Linked DNA regions of Mus musculus: regions 1, 2 and 3 are each linked to region 4. The links are chromatin loops, found by intact Hi-C in ENCODE. Cell type or tissue: heart. All regions are shown on one strand. Region 1 overlaps A930011G23Rik (RIKEN cDNA A930011G23 gene). Region 2 has its middle 5.4 kb from the start of Vamp9. Region 3 has its middle 15 kb from the start of Vamp9. Region 4 overlaps Rasgef1b (RasGEF domain family, member 1B).

Region 1 (5,000 bases), 460 kb after region 4:
AATAAATAAATAAATAAATAAATAAATAAATAAATAGGAAATAACCCCCAGTAACAGATAAAAACATCCATGAGTCCCTTGGAACCGATGAGAGATGGGGATGACATCATGAGACAAGTCAGGGGAACTGAAGAGCACTGCCTGCACTCAATATCTCAACTACGGTGAGAATTTCACACGTGTTCACCAGTGTCACATATGTCAAGGGATTTTGTACCTTCATAGCAAATTATAATATGCCCATTCTGCCCCCAGAAAGACTGCTTAAATAGTTTTATTTTATGTAAACTAATTTATAAGATTTCTAAAAAGACAATCCAGGAGTGTCATGAACAAATTAACTTTCTACTGACAGAGCTTTGAGAAGATACTAAGCACTTATATGATATAGTAAATATATGGCTTTAAGTTAAATAGAATCCCTGCATTTTTCCTGCAGACCACATTTGCAAGACACAACGTCTGCATCTTTCAAAGTCTTCCTCCTGTGATAAGTGAAATTCAAGTAATTTGTGTGTGTGTGTGTGTGTGTGTGTGTGTGTGTGTGTGTAATACCCAAATTCATTCCAGTATTTCCAAAAGACAATCAAACCAGGACAAAACCTGGTAAGAAAAATAAAAATTAGCAAACCAACCAGTTTGCAAGAACATGCTAGAGGGGTATCGAAAAATATCTTGAATGGGAATAAAGCACACCAGAGACAATTCTGCTGAGCATGGTGTTGGGAGAGTAGCTTGTCTTTTTCTCAGACTTCTTACCTAGTGATTTCATTACTTGCCTGAATTCTGTACCATTCCCAAATAGATTCTGAATTTAAATAGCTGCCTCTAAGATAATGTGGTAGTAGTTCATATTTGTGACGGGCCCTAAGAGTCAGTTGGCACTTGCAAATGCCCTTCAAGATATTCTAATTGGTTTCAAACACAAGTTCTATCTCCCCAAATAATGTTGTTACAGGTTGATGAATCTTATCAGTGTACCCAATGAGGCGAGAAATATAAATAAATTTCTTTGTGCCCAACAGATTTTCAAAGAGTTACGGCACAGTGGCTTCTTTCTGAAGTCTAAACTTCTGAGAATTGCTCCAAGCTTGCAGGCAAGTTGGCGGGCTCGATGAAGCAAAGAAGCCTCATGCGCTGGCCACAACAAGCTTCACCAGAGAAAGCAGATAGACTTAGCACTCCATCACCCTTCAGTGGCAATGGGGCTCATGCTGAAAAACTTCCTCACACTGCCTTTATTTTGTGACCACGTCTGTGTTCAGCACCATGGACAGACCCAATGGCCCCGAAGCCGGGACAATGGAGCAGCTCATAAGATTTCTGTAGCAAAATTTTATAGACTGCCTTAATATGTCAGATTAATTTGGTGTTTATGATAATGAGGGAACTTTTCCATTTTCATTTTCTTTAGTGCTTTTCAAAATGATGAGTATCTTGGAATACAGCAAAAGCAGTTTGGAAGGAAATTGCTTTATTTTTTTTTTTTTATCCAAATGGTTGAACTAATAGATTGAAATTTTTACAGAAAAGGCCTCAAGAGATACAAACGACAGAAAAAAGTTACAGAGAAAGGGGGAGCAAAAGTAATTTAGTGTCACATTTCTGCGCTTTTCAATCAGATGATACTGGCAAGTCACACAGGTATGGTTCTTACTCCCCCAACTTAAAAAGTCAGCCAGAAACATTTGTATCACTTCAAACAGTGCTAAGTACTCTATAATGGTGTGTATTTACGTTTGTATCATGGTCATTTTCTCCCAAAGAAGGACAAATCATATTAGTAATGCTAACATCCCTTTCTATCCGTCATTAATATTTGAAAACAAGTGGAGTCAAATTATATTAAAATCTTCAAAGGGAGAGAGGATAAAAGATTCCATTGAGAGATCATCTTTTGTCTTTAAATATATGCATACGGTAGAACAACTGAATTCTGTCTTGATGTGAAAGATAGAAGAAGGAAGCCTGCTGGTGAGGGGAAGGTATGCCTCTGTACATTTATTCATCCATATATTAAAACCTGTATTATGTGGGAACATCTCTAGGGGTGGGGCTACAACAGCGATGACCAATGGACACAGTTCTAACTATCTAGCTCTGAACTTCTTGCTGTGTTGTTAGACTCCCCATCTCCTGTGCCATGGAAGGAGAGCAGTAGATCTAGAGTTATCGAGAAGCTGGCTGAAATGGCCAGCCCTGAAAGCACAATACAAGTAGTGTTGTTCAGACTCAACAGGTTTTATGTAGGAACATATATATATATATATATATATATATATATATATATATATATATATATATATGCATATGATAACAATTAGTGGAAAAGAAGGGGCGTGAATTTGAGAGTGGTGAGGGCTCTGTGGGAGGATTTGGAGAAAGGGAAGGGGGAAATGTAATCAAAATATGATCTCAAAAACAAACAACAAAGCATGCAGAGGCTTGAGAAGAGCAGCTTCATACTAGACAAAGCCAGGGCAGGGTGCTCTGTAATCTTGCAAGTGAGAGTTTGCTGATCCTTACAAATTTAAAAGAAGAAGAAGAGGAGGAGGAGGATGAGGACGAGGATGAGGACGAGGACGACAAGGAGGAGGAGTCAGACCTAAGTACACAGTGACTAATTGCTCACTGATATGGCCCAGTCTGGACTCTTCCTACCACTGATCAGATTTGTACACCTAGAGAGTAACAAAGAGGCACTGGACACGCCCTCTAGAGGACAGTCATGGGACTTTCTAGTCAGAGATCACAAGGTGCCTTTTACATCTGAGTAAACTTCTCCAGTCCTTTCAGCATACACGGTTCTCAGGAAGCTTTACAAATCAAAAGATAAGCAAGCCAGACTCAGTTCAGAAAAAGACAAGGAACCATCTGTGCTGCCCGGAAGAGAATGAACTATTTTTACATTACACGGTGGCAAATCGGTTAATTTCAAATTCTGACATATATTCATGGTGCAGTAATGGTCTGCATTACCCAGAAAGGCAAATATAGAGTAGAAATTGTCCGTACATTAAAACTATATGAAGACAGTCGGCATGGCTGGCTGATAGGAACAATATCGCAATGCAAACTCCACAGCCAGTGAACAGCTCATGTGTGTTACCTTTTAAGGTTTTATGCATGAGAAAAGTGCTGTTTCATAGCAAATGGATTTAAGCTACCATGTGACATTGCTTTATCTAGTGGTTTTACCTTTTTGTTTACTTAAAACATAATATTGGGGCCAGCAAGATGATTCAGAAGGTAAAGGCACTTGCTGCCAGTCCCTAGGGACTGCCTGAGTTCAATTCCCAGGACCCAAGGGGTAGAAGAAGAAAACTAAATCTAGAAAGTTGTTCTCTGACCTTTACACATGAGCTGTGGCACACGTATGTCCCCACACATACAACACACACATGTACACATAATAATAAATAACAAATTCTTTCAGATAAAAACAAGATACCTTTGAATTGATAATCTTAACTTTTATGTGCATGCACATAAAATGTGCCTTTAAAAAAAGAATTCTCTTTCTCCCCACATAGAAGGTAATTCCGAGGACATGAGCTGTCTAGCTTAGCAACTATTACCCTTTGATTTACCACAGCAAGGCCTATCCTTGATATATAACACCAACACCTATTGGGACTTCATTTCCTTGTCAGCCATTTTCCCAATAATTATCATTTTTCCCTGTCCTGCATGCACGGGGATAAAAGAAACTATGACAGGATGCAAGTTTTTGTCCTTGACACCAAGGCTAGCACTGTAATTGATAGCGGTACCAGATAGGGCTTCCTAGCCACTGACACATGCAGAAAATGTTATTTTCAGGCTGGATATAATCTCCATCCAATATCCTCTGCAGTAGGTGGTTGTTATCATAAGGGAAGACTGGCAGTCTCACTGTAACAGATACTCCAGTCCTCAGGGGGGTTATCCTAATGCTCAAATGACCCTTCCTGATGTGACACAGAAGAGAGACTGGTTTTCTGAATAGTGGCACACATTCAAGATTGGACAGTCATGGTATCATTAGACACTGTTCTGTTTTGTGAGTGGGATAGATGATTTACCCTGAAGCGAAATTTATCACTTCCAGTTAATTTCTTTTAAAAACAAATCAAAACTCACCTACCACCCTCAAGCACCTATCTTTAGTGAAAGCCCAAAATGACATAGTTTTCTAATGAAAACTAAATTTAATCATCTCTCATGGTTTGGAGCATTAAAACAAACAAGCAAACCAAAGCAAACCACTAGTCTTTGAGTCACAAAAGGTAGTTAAGACCCAGGCTTGCTCTAGACTAGGTGCTGAGTGTTTGAAGGTCTGAGTGTTTGAAGCAGCCCCAAACCACTAACCCTACTTTCTAACCCTTAATAAGGCAATTTTAGGGAGTGGAATTTGAGGGGATGGTTTGCTCGTGGGAGTGGAGTCCTGCGTGGGGTTAGTGCTCTTACAAGGGTGGAGGAAGAAAAACCCTCCCTTCGCCTTTGCATCAGGCAAGGTTGATGTGAAGAAAGCTGTGCATGATTTGAAAGAAGTTACCATGAGCCAGTAATTCAAGAGATCATTTTGATCTTTCACTCAGTGGCTAGCTCACGAGCACTCGGATGCCAAGGCACGAGGATAGCCACAAGCCTGGGGCCAGCTTAGGCAATAGAGTGAGTTCAAGGCCAGCCTCAACTCCAATAGAAAGAAAAGGAAAACAAAAGGTCGCTTTTGCTCCTCTATCATTTAAATTGTTGATCAAAGTATTTGGCATACTCGGGTGATACGCTTTAATGAAAGTTTAACAAAACCTTGACGATTTACAGAGGTGTAGGAAGGGTACAGGAAAGGCACCAGACCCAGTGTACCATCTCAGAGAACACACCAGATTGCCAGCCTTAAAGTATCAAAGAAAAGAAAATCACAGGCAGCTGGAGACAGAGGAGCTAAGTGGAGAGACCAATGTCACAGGAGCTGTGATCTTAGCTGGAGGGACAAGCACAGGGGAAAGAGACTCCAC
Region 2 (5,000 bases), 650 kb after region 4:
CCCAGTCACCCCTTGGGTTTTATGCTTTCAGCTCTGGGATTTCTCTGTGTTTTCTTTTTATATGTTTTTGTACTATCCTCTATTTGGTGAGATACTATAGCACATTAATCCTCAGCACAGGGCTGTTTTAAAGTGGAGTGTTTGTCTAATAAACCAAACATCTGGGTGCCATAAGGACAGTTCCTATTGGCTGTTTTCTTCTCTTTAAAAAGATAATGCTCTCATTTCTAGGTGTGCTTCAGTTATTTTCAAAGACTAGACATTAAAAATAAAGTAATCTGTGGCTGGAGAGATGGCTTGGAGGTGAAGAGCTCTTACTGCTCTTGCAGAAGACCTGAGTTCATGTCCCAGCATCTAAAGTTCTACACACACACACACACACACACACACACACACACACACACACACACACACTTTAAAAATAAAGTTAAAATAATGTGAAAACGCTTGCACTCAGATCCCCGGCTCCATGTGCAGGACTTAGTGCCTTTTGTGAAGTCATTCTGTAAGACCTATACTCCTTGTCTCCGTGTCCTCTTTAGAAGTGCAGAGATCTTAAGTGAAGCCAGAGGTGAGGCTTCAGGATTATGTCCGCCCTTTTCTCAGCAGACTCTCTGTCCATCTGTCCACACAAGCAGCGACAGTGCCAGAAATAGGACAGCACTGTCCAAGAACACGTCCAGCACACAGAGCTCAGGCTACAGCTGCCCTTCTTCAGTTTCTTGTTCATCTGGTGTTTGCCACATTGATGGCTTCCACAAAGTAAAAATACTTGCCTACAACAACAATGGCCATTGGACAATGGTCTCCTCCCCATTTCTAGCACTGAATTAGAAATGCATCAAGCTTATATAGTGTGTTTTGCCTGGGTTGCTTTGTGCTTGGTTTGCTTTTGAGACAGGGTCTTCTTATGTCACCTGAGTTGACTCTGAACTTCCTGCCTCAGCCTCCCGTGTACTGGCATCACATGTGTGACATGTGTGTGCAGAGAGAGAGTTTCAGACTCACTCTTCATCATCTGGTGGCTGACAGGCTTCCCTGAAGCTTGTCATTGTTGTTTCTAATAGTGGCTGGAAAGTACTGGGAGGAACTAGAACAAATCAGAATGCCACAGAGTTCACTCTTCATAGAGACGCAGCCAATTTTTTCTTGAATAAAATATCCCTGAGATACTAAAAGCCAGAGAGGAAGGAAGACAAAGAAATCTGTTCCATAATTTAGTAAACATTTACATTTATATGGTAACAAATTTATCCCCATACAATATTAATTAACATCTTAGTATCACAAATAGATAGGAAGTAAGGACGGAAGGAATATGGATAGATAGATAGATAGATGATAGATAGATAGATAGATAGATAGATAGATAGATAGATAGATAGATGATAGATAGATAGATAGATAGATAGATAGATAGATAGATAGATATGGAACTCTGGTCATTTTAGGATCTGCATGTTTGGAGACATCTACTCGCCACAGAGCTGAGCTGTGCTTGTGGAAGACAATGAAGCAGGAGAGAGCATTCCCGAGCCACTCCTGCACTTCCTGTCCAGTTCAGTTGCCTCTTTAATTCCTAATGCACTGAAGAACTAGCCTCAGCCCTCTCTGCCTCCCTTCAGGATGTGCAAATGGCTTTACTATGGTGAGTCAAGGCTCCTGGTTACTGCCTGTTATTCTGGAACACTCACAGCATCCATCCCCTAAGTCTAAGCCAAGTAACCAACTAGACAAAAGAAAGCAGCAGGGAGAGAGCAAGGTGGCACATGGGGACCTTTTAGTGTGGCTGACCTAAGGTCTGTCCCGAATGAGCACAGAAGGTAACATAACTGAGGGGCCATCTTCCCCCAGAGCTCAGTTGCTCTCCTGGATAAAAGCCCTGGAGGGCTTCTTGGGTTCTCCCCGGCAGAGCTACAGTTTGCTTCAAAGCTATGCACGGTGCTCCCTCTGCTGGCTCTGACATAGCCCGACTACAGCTTAAAGCAACTACAGTGAAATAAATGCCAGCACTGGGTGACCCTCAGCACTGCTTGCCACGTCTCTTACATTTGACTATACTTCCCGGCAAAGATGGAACTCAACCTTTTCTCTAGCTTTTTAAATGGTGTTAGGGGAGGTTGATAAATCACTGTACTTTTAAAGCATTCATTCCACACCTAAGCCTACACGTAACCCCAAAAGCAGGATAAAACCTGGATTTCTACCTTCATTTCCTTTACCTTGGGTCACCTGCTTACCTCTGTACATAGACTCAAGCAGCGTCTGCCTAAAACCCAGGCACACCTAACCTATTGCACTCCCTTTCACACCTGTCTTTGTTACGGTTACTGTTGCTGTGATGAAACACCATGCAAAGCAATTTGGAGGCTGGTGGCATTTCACTCACAGTTCCATGTAACAGTTCATCATCAAAGCAGTGAGGCCAGGAAATCCAACAGGGTAGGAACCTGGAGGCAGAAGCTGACACCGAGATCCAAGGAGGGGTGCTGCTTCCTGGCTTGCTTCCCATGGCTTGCTCAGCCTGCCTTAGAGAGCTCTAAGGTGTGATACCGCCCACAATGGACTGGGCATTCCCCCATCAATCACTGATTTTTAAAAAATGCCCTACAGGCTTGCCTACAGCCCATTCCCATAATGGTATTTTTTTAATTATTTTTTTATTTAAGAAATTCAGGAACAGAACAGGTATTTGTTATGGAAAAGCAGGAAACAGTTTTTATCCACTAATACTTATTTTAAAGTATTTCATTGTAAATGGCATCTTACCAGTTACTTTCTTCAACACTATGTCATTCTGGGATGGCTGGAGCATCTAAACATTGGCCCTTCGCTGTTGACCACCCCAACAGTGAGGCTATGTCTAGGGGGATTGAAGGGAATGCCAAAGATCCGAGGAGGGTGACCAGAGGACTAGGAGTTTGCATTCGGAGTGCTGCAAAGCACTCCTCTTTCTTATTATTAAAGCAACAAAACATGATTGACTTTTACAGTTAGCTTAAGCACTGCAAGCACCTCAAAGGAACACACCTGGTATTCTACCTTAGGAATACAATCTTGGTCCTGCTAAAAAGCCAAGACTCTCTCTCCCACAAAGATAGTGTGAGCACGTCAAGGCATCGCTTCCAGTCCTCACTTCCAAGTGCATTCACTTATCATAGTTCATGCAAGTCTTTCAAGAAGGCTACCTTGTTTGAAGACCATTCTGCTCTCTGCCCTAGCCTTAGTTCACATTAAGTTCACAACTTTCTTAAGCTCCCACACTGCACATGCCACATGTGACACTACACATGCCACATGTGACACTACACATGCCACGTGTGACACTACACATGCCATGTGTGACACTATACATGCCACATTCGACACTATACATGCCACATGTAACATTACACCTGCCACACTCAACACTATACATGCCACATGTAGTACTACATATGTCACGTGTAACACTACACAAGTCACATGCTCTGCACCTCTTCTCTGTCCTCCTTTAAAGCTGTCTCTGGCAGTCCATGCACAGCACAGTAGAGATACCATAGCACTACCATGTCCCTTCTGTCTGGACCAGTGCCATGTTCGACAAAACCATGGACAAGATCCTCCCGGAAGCTCTGGGCAGTCTACGAGTTTTATAACTTCAAGAGTGGGGACTGAAGGAATTGCACAAATATTGATATATTTGTTTTGTTTTCAGTACATCCCAACTGCAGTTTCTCCTCCCTCCATCCCTCCCAGTCCTCACTCCACCTTCCCTCTCCCCTAGATCCACTCCTCCTCCATTCCCCTTTAAGAAAAAAAAAAGGGGGGGGGACCTCCCAGGAATATCAAGATAGAATACAACTAGGCACAAACCCTCATATCAAAGCTGGGAGACCCAGTAGGACAAAAAGAGTCCCAAGGATAGATGAGAGTCAGAGACACCCCCCACTCCCTCTGTTAGGAGTCCCACACACTGGAATGAGAAAGGAGTCAGAAAGAAAAGACACCAGCTAGTTTTATGTCAACTTGACACAAGCTAGAGTCATTTGGAAAGGAGAACCTCAACTGAGAAAATGTCCACCCCAGCCTGGCTTGTGGTCCTGCCTGTGCTGCATTCTCCTAACAGACTATGGATATCAGAGGGCCCAGATCACTGTTGATAGTGAGACCCCCAACTGGTAGTCCTGGGTGCTCTAAGAAGGCAGAGTGTGATGGACCAGCCTGACTCCATCGTGAGATTAGAAGTCACCATATTACAAGGTCAACATACGTCCATTCCTGTTTTCTGTAAAACTTAAGTCTGACCATGTCTTGAGCCATCTTCTGAAATTCGACAGTCTTCACACCCCTATATTCTGGCCATACCTGACCTTCACCCTGATGATAAGCTATTCTGACAAATAATTTTGAGATGTTATGCCAAGTTCCTGCATAATTGAAAACCCTTGGAATGGCCCTGCCTAGTCTTGCAGGTTTTGAGCTATATAAGCCTCACTTTCTCCTGTTTTCTCCTATTCTCTAAACCCCACTGTAGGCAGATAGCCCTTTCTGGAAGAAAATAAAGCTTGCTTAATTTGACTAAAACATTTGGGTCCGTGGTCTCTACTCTCATTTTGTGGGATTAGCAGGTGAACAAGCCATAAGGACAAGCCACTCTGCAGCATTCTTCCATGGCCTCTGCATCAGTTCTATCTCCCAGGTTCCAGCCTTGAGTGCCTGCTGTGACCTCCCTGAATGACAGATTACAAGCTGTAAGGCAAAATAAGCCATCTCTTCCCCTAAGTTACTTTGGTCATGGTATCTCATTACAGCAAAAGAAACCCTAAGATAGAAAGTCTAACCCAAAGGAAGGGCACATAAAACTATATGGAAGCCTACATTCTCACAACCCAATTTTTTAAAATTGGAGGGATGGCAGGATACATAGAAAATTTTAAAGTAGGGAGGGATGCTAGTGTTTAAAGGCGTTGGCAGGGGTGAGATGGGATAGGACAGGAGAGTGTTACCATTAACTGTCG
Region 3 (5,000 bases), 640 kb after region 4:
TGCCAAGCTTTTCGAGAACCAGGGGTCCCAATTATTCCCTCTTATTTACAGATATTAGGCTGTAATACAAACTTTCTATAGAACTCAAACTGTTAATATCTCTACAAAGATGCCTAGGACCAAACATAATCCAGAGTTGGTTCCTTAGTGACACAATGACATCTTCAAGAGCTAAGATCCTCTCTGGTCTCACATTTATTCTGCAATCCTCATGATATCAGCGAGTTCAGAGGTACTGAATCAGAGATGTGCAGTTAGGGATCAGCAGACTATGTTAAAAGAGCCTTCTGATGTCCACTGAAATTTAGGAACCATAGCTCAGGGCTAGATACTCTTGACAGATGTGTGTGTGTGTGTGTGTGTGTGTGTGTGTGTCTGTGTCTGTGTGTGTCTGTGTGTCTGTGTGTGTGTGTGTCTGTGTGTGTCTGTGTGTCTGTGTGTGTCTGTGTGTGTCTGTGTGTGTGTGTGTCTGTGTGTGTGTCTGTGTGTGTGTCTGTGTGTGTGTCTGTGTCTGTGTGTGTCTGTGTGTGTGTGTGTGTGTCTGTGTGTGTGTCTGTGTCTGTGTCTGTGTCTGTGTGTGTGTGTGTGTGTGTCTGTGTGTGTGTGTGTGTGTGTGTGTGTGTAAAATACAGGGACCAGAGAAGGGTTGAGGGCCACTGAGGAAGCCAAATGTGAACCCATTCAGGAGGATAGGAGAGTGCCATAGATCAGAAAGGCCTTTTCAAAAATAGCAAGAAAATGAGACAGAGAAGTCACAGTAGCCCAAAGCCACTTAACTGATTAGGACTCATTTGTTGCAGATGAAGTAAAAATTCATTTTCCCAAATGTCAATCTAATAAATATGAAAAAAGCCAACTCCTTCTTTTCCAATTACAAATATGCCTACAGGGTAATTGTAATTTTAAAGAGCCTTGGTGTGAACAATACAACTAATTCCCTTATGGTTGTTCTTCAGACTTAGATTAACTGAGACTCGACATAACCCACACCATAATTCCTCTTTACTGTGGTTATTGCTTTTCTCAAAAAAAAAAAAAAAAAAAATTTACCAACAGTATCTAAGGTCATACTTTTAACTACTGCTTTGGGAGTTTTCCAAGGTAAATAAGAAATGAATACCAAAAGACAGAAAGTAAGTAATTTAAAGGTAAGTAACAGACTATGGCAAGTATTTGCAACATGTAAACTAGAAATGGAGTTAATATTTATAGTAGATAAAGAACTCCTATTAGTAAAATAAAGACAAGTAAACCCAACCCAACCAAGAGCTGAGTGGGACATTCATTCATGCTATTGTTAATTATTTGTAATTTGATATTATTTGTATACTGGCTCCACACTTCTCAGTAGTATGGCCTGGAACAATCCAACTTCTCATTTTCCCACCAAGGATAAACAGATAAAACAGAACCTATTTCATAGGAGCTTTGTAAATACCAAGGAATAACATATATAAAACACAAGACAGTGCAAGCCTGCCTACAAGGCAGGGCGCTGACCCCCAGTGTGACCTCAGCTCTGTTTTCTGTGCCCTATCTGACCACATGACACTAATTCAATATGTACTTGGAATCTCTTCTCTCTAAGTTCTTAGGGTGAGTTCCTGATCTTAAGGCCATTTATAGGAATTTTTCTGTGGTCTCTATTTCAAGCTACTCTTCTTTCTAGTCATGTTTCTTCCGAATCTTGCTTCCCTCAGCCCCAGGAAAAGAAAAACTAAAGTTGGATCTTATGAACAACTATATTTAATATTATGGAATATTTATGAAATATTATCAAATAATAATAAATGCACAGTTTTTGTCAATGAAGGAAGCAAATAAAAATTTTTCTAAAAGTTCCATTGGGGGGGGAGGGCTAGAGAGATGGCATAGTGGTTAAGAGCACTGACTGCTCTTCCAAAAGTCCTGAGTTCAATTCCCAGCAACCACATGGTGATTCACAACCATCTGTAATGCAATCTGATGCCCTCTTCTGGTATCTGAAGCCAGCAACAGTGTACTCACATATATAAAATAGATAAACCTCTTTAGAAGAAGGAGGAGGAGGAAGAGAAAAGTAAGGAAGGTGGGAAGGAGGGAGGGAGGGAGGGAGGGAAGGAAGGAAGGGAGGGAGGGAGGGAGGGAGGGAGGGAGGGAGGGAGGGAGGGAGGGAGGGAGGAAGGAAGGGAGGAAGGAAGAAAGGAAGGAAGGAAAGAAAAGAAAAGAACCTTTTTAAAAAGTTCCTCTTTTTTTAACAATTAAAGTCAAAGAGGATTAATCAAAGTCTTAGTATCAAAGAACATTCTAGAAAAAGATGGTCGGGCCACATGCCACATGGCTGTCCTACAGCAGGTTTAATGCCCCATTCTGTAAGGAGACTGAAATCAGAGGAGGTAAGATAACTTACTCCCTTCCCAGGTTAGAAAGGGGCAGCATCACTGCTGTCTCGCATCAAAGGGATGAGAAAATGAACACACCCAATGCTTGCGTATGATGTGGCAAGGTGAAACTAACCAGGAACTTCTTACCCACAACAGCCTGTCATGTGCAGCTTGAATACAAAAGCAGAACATAGGGATAACTTTTCAATCGGCAAGTCAAGAAAAAGAAAAAGTCATTTTGGGCACAAGAAAACAAAAGTTTCAACAAGCTAATCTCAGAACCGAACACATGCTCAAGACAACCCCACCGATCTGATGTGCAAGCAGCTAGAGGCAGCTCTGGAGAGAGGGCCACAGGGAAAGGAGTTACACTAGCTCCTGGTCGGCTCCTCAGCACTGGATAGACCAAATCTCCACCAAATCCCACATCCCCCCTCCATAGTCATGCTAACTCTGGAAGGTTTCTTACTATTTTAAACATACGCAGTGGTGCCTTCAAACCAAAGATAAAGTTACGGTTCTCTTCACGGCTCCTGTTTGTAAACTGAGCCTGACCTGAGATAGCCTGGTTGGTTTGAAGCAGTACACTCCCACACTCACTTGCTTTAGCAGGTTTTGGCCTTAGCTAGAATGAACAGCAGTTTTCAAGCCATGCATTGAGTAAGAGCGCCCTCATCAGGCCCCAGCTAACATGCTGGTATGTTAGCAGCCTAAACTGCCTCTTGCCTCCCACAATAGGAAAGTTACATAATTGATAAGCAAAAACTGCAGAAATATATGCCAGCTTTCCAAAAACTTTCTCCAAAGCCATATGACCCAAATTCTCATTTAATAAAGGCAAGGCGGTTTTTGTGAAAGTAGAGAAAATACTAAGGTTTAAAACTGTATTTGTTTAACCCCATCTGTGATCCTGAACACATCTCTTAAGCATATTTTACTCATCATCGTTAAGATGGGATGACCTTTAGTAAGTCCCCCTTTTCAGAATTATATCATTTTAAAGTTCACTTTTTATTACATCTTATTTAGTGGGGATGGTTGATCTTTGAAACCTTTAAGCCCACCCTTAGTAATCGACCTCCTCCAACAAGGCCATATCTACTTCAACAAAGCCACACCTCACAATCCTTCCCCAACAGTTCCCCCAACTAGGAAGTATATATTCAAACATACACCCATGGCTGCATTCTCATTCAAATGAGTATACTGAACAAGTTTTAAGTACAATTTCAAAGCTGTTGGTTCCTGCCAAGGCATGTGTGCCACCATTGTACCTTTAGGGAAATCACGCCATGCTGGTCATTGCTTTCGTTCATAGGCATCAGACCTCAGGGAGGAAGCCTTTAGGTCAGATCCAGTTCAGAGCCTCTAAGTCCTGTATCCAAAGTATATGGTCTCTTCAGCAATCTGGATAGGCCCCACCTCCCAATGTGCTGTCAGCTGTCATCTAAGCCTTTAGCTCATGGATCTATGAGGGATGCTATTCCAAAACATAGCAAGCCCCTTATCAAAGTTTTGATCTCTGTTTATTTTCTGAGAGACAAAAAGAATATGAATTCAGATGGGAGGTAGAGGTAGGGAGGATCTAGGAGGAGTTAGGGGAGAGTAAACCATATCAGAATATATTGTATTGTGGTGATTTTAATGAAAATGACCCCCATAGGCTCATAGAGAGGGGCACTATTAGGAAATATGGCCTTGTTGGAATAGGTGTGGCCTTGTTGGAGGAAGTAGATCACTTCAGGGGTGGGCTTTGAGGTCTCATATGCTCAAGCTAGGCCTAACGTGGCATTCATTCCAACTGTCTGTGGATCAAGATGTAGAACTCTCAGCTCCTTCTCCAGCACCATGTCTGCCTGCATGCTGCCATGCTTCCCTCCATAATGTACTAAACCTCTAAACTGTAAGCCAGCCCCAGTTAAACATTTTTCCTTTTAAGAGTTGTCATGGTCATGGGGTCTCTTCACAACAATAGAAACCCTAACTAAGACACCACACAAGCCCTACAAAATACAGACTCTTCTAAACAGCTCATGGAACTCTCTCCAAAGCAGATCACATAATAGGATGTAAAACAAGCCTTAACATGTATGTGACATTATTTCTTCTATTCAAAGAGGCACCAAAAAGATTCCTCATCATGATCTAGTAGGGCTCACTCCAGCAATGTAGATACACAAATCGCTAAGTGTAATAATGTGTCATATAGATAAAGTCAAGGACACACACTCCATTCCTATTCAATGCATGCTTGAAGCCTTAACTGGAGCCCAGGATGAGAGAAGCTAACGAAGGAGAAATAGGAAAGAAGTTGTTTTATGGATGTTATTTTTGAAGAAGGCGGGCAGTTGGAAAGGGTGGGTCCGGGAGGAGTTAGGAGGAAGTGCAGGGGATGGATGTGATCAAATACACTGCATGAAGTGCTCAAAGAATCTAAACACTACAGTACATTTTTTTAAAACTCTTTTTTTAAAAACTGGAAATAGATCTGCCATATGACTCAGCTATACAACTTTTGAGTATTTAGCCAAAGAGTATTAGCCAACGTATTTAGCCAAGTCAGCATGTCACAGAAGTGCCTGTGACACACTGCACTGTATTGTAGCACCCTTCACAATAGCCACTTTATGGAACAAA
Region 4 (5,000 bases):
CTGGCTTGATTTATAGCTAAGTCAAACACCAAGAGTTAATTCCCTTGAAAAAAAGACTTGTATGAGACATGAAGAAACCGGTTGACTATTCAAATCACCATTTAACATATATCGCAGGCTGGAAAAATAACTCTTACTCTAGAGAGTTTCATTTCTAAGTTGGTTGTTTGGAACTCAAGGCACATTCTAGTCAGCCAATTGTACAGACCTCCTTCCTCTCCCTGACTATCCTTATGTGAATACACCTGCGTGTCTGCATATATACTAATGGAGTTGCTGTCCAGTACACAGAGCTGTCCTATACAGACCCTACATGTCTTTTGTCTACTCCAAAGCAAGAAGTTAGGATGGGTCAGCAGAGAACCTTCCTGGAACACATTTAGGACCTGTTGGAGCTTGGTTCTAATGCTTTGATCCAATCAGGAATCTGCGTGTCCAAATGCTAAAGGTCCTTGTCCCCAGTTGGTTTTTTGATCAATCAATAAAGATGCCAATGACAATGACAACCCTTAGAGTTGCGCCAGCTGGGATGCAGAGAGGAACAGGGGAAAATCGCCAGAGGAGGAGAGCTGCAGGAGCAAGAGCCAATGAGCCATGTGAAATTTCGGGTGAGGGGCCACTGGCCACTTTCCTGATTGGGCCTGGGGTAGCAAGGGAAGTTTTGAGAGTGCCCAGCCTTTGAGATAGCTAAGGCATTTTAAAAATAAGCTAGTGTGTGTCTGTGTGTGTAGGGGTGGGGGTACCAATTCAACTGAGTTAAAGATAACACAAAAATGACTCGTCTTTGAGGCAGAGTCCCTGAAATAGGCTCCCTGCTCCTAACAGGCATCACTCTGGGTAGACAGCACAGTAAGACAACAGAAAAGACATTCTTATAAAACAATAAACTGGGCTAAAGAAAAAAAATACCTTCCTGGCCACTGAAACTGGCCCACAGATTATACATTATGCTGGAAAAGTTTCTAGGAGGAATGTGACGTGCCCAACCCAGGCAGAGAAGACGAATATTCCTTCTTAAAATTGATTTGGTAAGCTGAACTCAGCTGTCAGACATCTTACAGGGGCTGTTAATTTGGGCACAAAAATAGATCATGTACTTCCAAGGACCCTGAGGAAGTTTGGCCTGACATTGATCCCTAAGCAAGGGAGCAGGCCGTGGGTGATTTACAGGATGAATGGGTCTGAAAGGCATGTCTAATGGCTTCAGACCAGCCAAAGCTCCAGATGAAAAGCCCTCTTTCCCTGAGCGGCAGACTGGATTTGAATTAGCAACTGCTTTTGCACAATGTTATTTATGATGAAGCAGATGCACGGGGGCCGAGGTGGATTCAGGTGGTAACTCACACTGGAGAGGAGGTGGCAGTGCAGAAGGGTGTGGGGTGACATCAAAACTCAAAAGCCATCCCTTCCTTCTGAGCCAGATGCTTCGCAAATCTTTCCTAGACCAGCAAGTCAGCGTCTCCTTCACTCTCAAGAGAAGACAGAAACACATTTTCTGCTCCGCGTCATAACAGGAACGAGGTGTTTACAACCCGGCGATGATTACAGTGTTTTAGCAGCAGCCTAAATGCTAGACAAGTGTCCCAATTTAAGTAAGTAGGCAAAGATCTCCTTCTCTCAGCTAAACCTTGAAAGCACACTTGTTCAGTGGGGAGAGAGTTCATTTGAAACCTGGAACTCAGCCTTTCTCAATTCCCATCTAGATTCCAAAGGAACTTCGCACCTTACATAGTCAGCAACTCTTTGTTTTCTCAGTTGACACTGCAGACGCTGGGGACAAGTTCCTGAATCCTTCTAGCTGAGACTGACAGCTTCCTTTCGGTAACACCAGACTTGGGGACGCAGGCTGAGCAAAGATCCAGGTGACAGTGGATCTGAGCGGGAGGGGGGGGGGGACAGACGAAGCCAAGCTTCTGATGCTACCTGAGCGCAGTGTATTTTTAGGCTCGGGAATGTTGAGAGGGTTATCTTCTCCCTCCTTTCCTTAGACTGAGAAGCCTTTTTAGCAGAGACCTCAGAGAGCATCCGTGGAAAACGCTGGCAGGCTACGGCACCACTGACCCTCTTTAGAAAAGGGGTATTTTGTTAAGAAGGCAAGTAGCTGAGAGCAGAAAGAGTACATGGAAACCCTAGAAAGATTACTTATTTAATTTTTTTTTATTAATGTGTATGTAGGGTGGTACCCAAGGAGGCCAGAAGAGGGCGTGAGGTCCCCTGGAACGTAGTTATAGGCATCTATAAGCCAGCAGGGGTGCTGGGACCTGGGCCTAGTTCCCCTCTGCAAAGGAGTGGGGATGTTTTCTGATTTGTTACATGCCCCCCACCTCCCACCCCCCGCTCACACACACACACACACACACACACACACACACACAAAGACCCTTAAGTTACCTAGAATTTTTCTTTTCTTCCCTTTCCCTCTCTTTCTCTCTCTCTCTTTCTTTCTTTCTTTCTTTCTTTCTTTCTTTCTTCCTTTCTTTCTTTCCTAGTCCCCAACTGGCAAAGGAAAAGAATTCTGACTCAACTAGTTAACATTTTCAGTTGGAAGAAAAAGGTTAGAGTTATGATCTTTTGTCATGGGATGGTGTTAGCAATTTACTAAAGCACAAAATGACATTTAGGTACATGGAAACTCTGAAGAGGCCTGGAGTGTCATTGAAAACCTTCCTGTAGTACGGGAAGCCAGGACAGGCTGACTTCCTTCATGCCTTTAAAAGCCTTTATCCTCTACAGCGCCCTTGCAATTCTCGAGCTGAGCAGTAGGTGGCGCTCGGGTCCCTGTCTTTGACAGAGCTGGTGCTTTCCAGCACTTGAGCTGGTTTATAAAAACAAGGGAAGGGCAGCTGCTGTACAGGGGATGTGAGGGTCTGAGCACACGACTGAGCTTGGGGAACAAGTAGGACATAAATTAGTGGGCAGTACCCATCCACTCTATTTCCCGATGCCCATCTGTGGTGAGAATCAGTTATCTCACTGAGAATAATAAGACTGATCTCCAAAATCACCATTACCTAATCAAGTGTTGCCACCAGGGCTGGAATCCTAAGAGAAGAGCCTCTTCTTCATTGTCTGATGGTCACCACAGGCTGCAGTGCCTGTGACTTCACACTGGCTTGTGGGCTGGGGGTGGCTTGGTGGCACAGCTCTTGCACAGAATGTACGGGGCGGGGGGTGGGGGGGTGTTCATCCCAGCACAAGAGTGAGGAGCAGAAAGAAATAGAGGGGAAAAGACAACTGGGAAACCAGTAATTCTGTTCAATTCAAACATATTTATGTTTTAATATCTTCATGCAGCTAGAAGCTGTCCTATTAAACCGAACAGATGAACTGCAGATTATGAAAGATATGTGATAGATCTGAAGTTAAATCATAAGGTATCATAGGGGGGATAACTTTTATTCAAATATTTTATTTCTCTGTGTCTAATTCACTTCAATAGGGAAATGGGTCAATACTCAGCAGAGATATCTGTAAAAAGGCAAGATTATTTTTCTTTGCATTTTATTATGTAACACGGCGAATAGGACAATTTAATTGGGGGGGGGGTGAAAACCTATGTTTTTCTCTGTTCAATTTTTGTCTTTTAGAGAAGTTGAAAGAGGCCCAAAGTGGTTCCAAAGTGTTTTCCTTTTTACATGACTAGATCTTTTTGTGCCCAAATTTCACACCAGGGTTCTCTAACATAATTTCAATCAACTGGATCATTTCTAGATATATATTCACCTTAAGAGGAAATAATAAATATATAAGTCTATGAAAACAGATTGGTGAAAGGGAAGTTGGCACCTGGTTGAAAAGAACAGTGAGTTCATCAGCTGAAATGTTTTTTTTCTGACCCCGCCTTATTGATAATTATTCAATTTTTTAAAAAATATTCTCACAACAAAGAAAAGGAAAAGACAACTCAAGAAACTACTAAATCCCTATCTAAGTTCACCAAAGGAAGAATGCTGGCCACCCTTTTCATCCTCATGTGCTCAGAAGACACCTGCCCATGTGACAGGCTGCCTCCATCCTGGCTTGGCCCACTTTAACATCGACGGAGGTAGGAGGTTGCAACAAAATAAAACAGCTGCGACAGGCATACAAAGGCCCCCTAAGTCATCTCCTTTAACTTCCTGTGTCCACGTCACAGATATCACAACTACAGAAAGAGGGCAGGGGTCTCCTTAGGGCTCCCCATCTGCCCAGACTCATTCCCAGGGCGGGTCTGCTAAGCCAAAGCAGTCAATGCCCATACATATCTAATTTTTGTAGGTTTAACTGATGAGCCAATAAAAGCATGGACAACCGTATATAGTTATACAGTTCTCGAAAAATGACAGGAGTGGAGTCAGATAATACTTAAATTCAATTACTTACCCTCTCCCCCCACCCCCACCCCCACCCCAGCCACCACCCCCACCACCAAATCCTCTCCAGGACAATCAGCCAATGTGAAAGACTTCACAGATCTCTTTAAAGCTGTTTCATTTGTTTTCTAGGTTTCTGTGCCATTAGTATTAACCGTCTCTCCAACCCTTGCTTGGCATTCCCGATTCTCCTTCCAGGCAAAGCTGAGAACTTCCTTTCCCTGTCTCCTTCCTAAGTATTCCCCCTCGGAATGTTCAGGTTCATTTCTTCTAGGTAACTTCTGTAGAGTGAACAGGGTGGTCCCATGGTTTTCTATACGATACTAGGATCCCTACTTGGCCTACACAGGTCCATGTGCCCACATCACTCTCTGTTCTCTTACCCACCTTCTTCCCTCCAGAGGAATAATTTTTACCTGGTTCATTTGGCCTATGGTGCTCTAATAAACAGTGAAGTTAATGTTACAAGAATGAGATATTAATGACATTACAGGAGTATTATGCTGAGCAATGACCACAGCGATATTCAGCTATCTATACTTCAGGGTACACTAGATTAGATGCTGACGCTAGAGAATGGCAATGCAGATGCATCCCGCTGAGGACCTTCCCACAAGGCCAGGTCCAAAGTGTGGTAGCACAGACACC

What was found. A loop is a pair of places that touch in the nucleus more often than their neighbours do. Peaks named below come from ENCODE experiments on the same cell type or tissue, not always from the same donor. Only the 100,000 strongest peaks of a DNase experiment are listed, where the experiment ranks them.
Region 1: it touches region 4 in a loop (8-fold over the local background); 5 of 42 quality-filtered maps call a loop at or near these places.
Region 2: a loop joins it to region 4, with 4 times the contacts of the local background. A loop is called at or near these places in 15 of 42 quality-filtered maps.
Region 3: it touches region 4 in a loop (7-fold over the local background); 16 of 42 quality-filtered maps call a loop at or near these places.

The regions. Positions count from the first base shown.
Region 1 is chr5:99,706,196-99,711,195 of GRCm38, forward strand. The region is part of intron 1 of A930011G23Rik (RIKEN cDNA A930011G23 gene); the gene reads right to left. All of the region lies in intron 2 of Gm16226 (a long non-coding RNA gene), which reads left to right. Among named protein-coding and RNA genes, the nearest start is that of Gm16226, 8.3 kb to the left of the region's middle. In heart, a CTCF peak has its summit at 2,718; no DNase peak of the experiment used is centred here.
Region 2 is chr5:99,898,321-99,903,320 of GRCm38, forward strand. No RefSeq gene overlaps it. Among named protein-coding and RNA genes, the nearest start is that of Vamp9, 5.4 kb to the right of the region's middle. In heart, a CTCF peak has its summit at 1,952 (motif pointing left); no DNase peak of the experiment used is centred here; H3K27me3 peaks cover 361 bases.
Region 3 is chr5:99,889,232-99,894,231 of GRCm38, forward strand. No RefSeq gene overlaps it. Among named protein-coding and RNA genes, the nearest start is that of Vamp9, 15 kb to the right of the region's middle. In heart, a CTCF peak has its summit at 3,043 (motif pointing left); no DNase peak of the experiment used is centred here; H3K27ac peaks cover 328 bases.
Region 4 is chr5:99,245,903-99,250,902 of GRCm38, forward strand. All of the region lies in intron 1 of Rasgef1b (RasGEF domain family, member 1B), which reads right to left. Among named protein-coding and RNA genes, the nearest start is that of Rasgef1b, 4.5 kb to the right of the region's middle. In heart, a CTCF peak has its summit at 2,750 (motif pointing right); a DNase peak (open chromatin) is centred at 2,769; H3K4me3 peaks cover 1,782 bases; H3K27ac peaks cover 3,370 bases.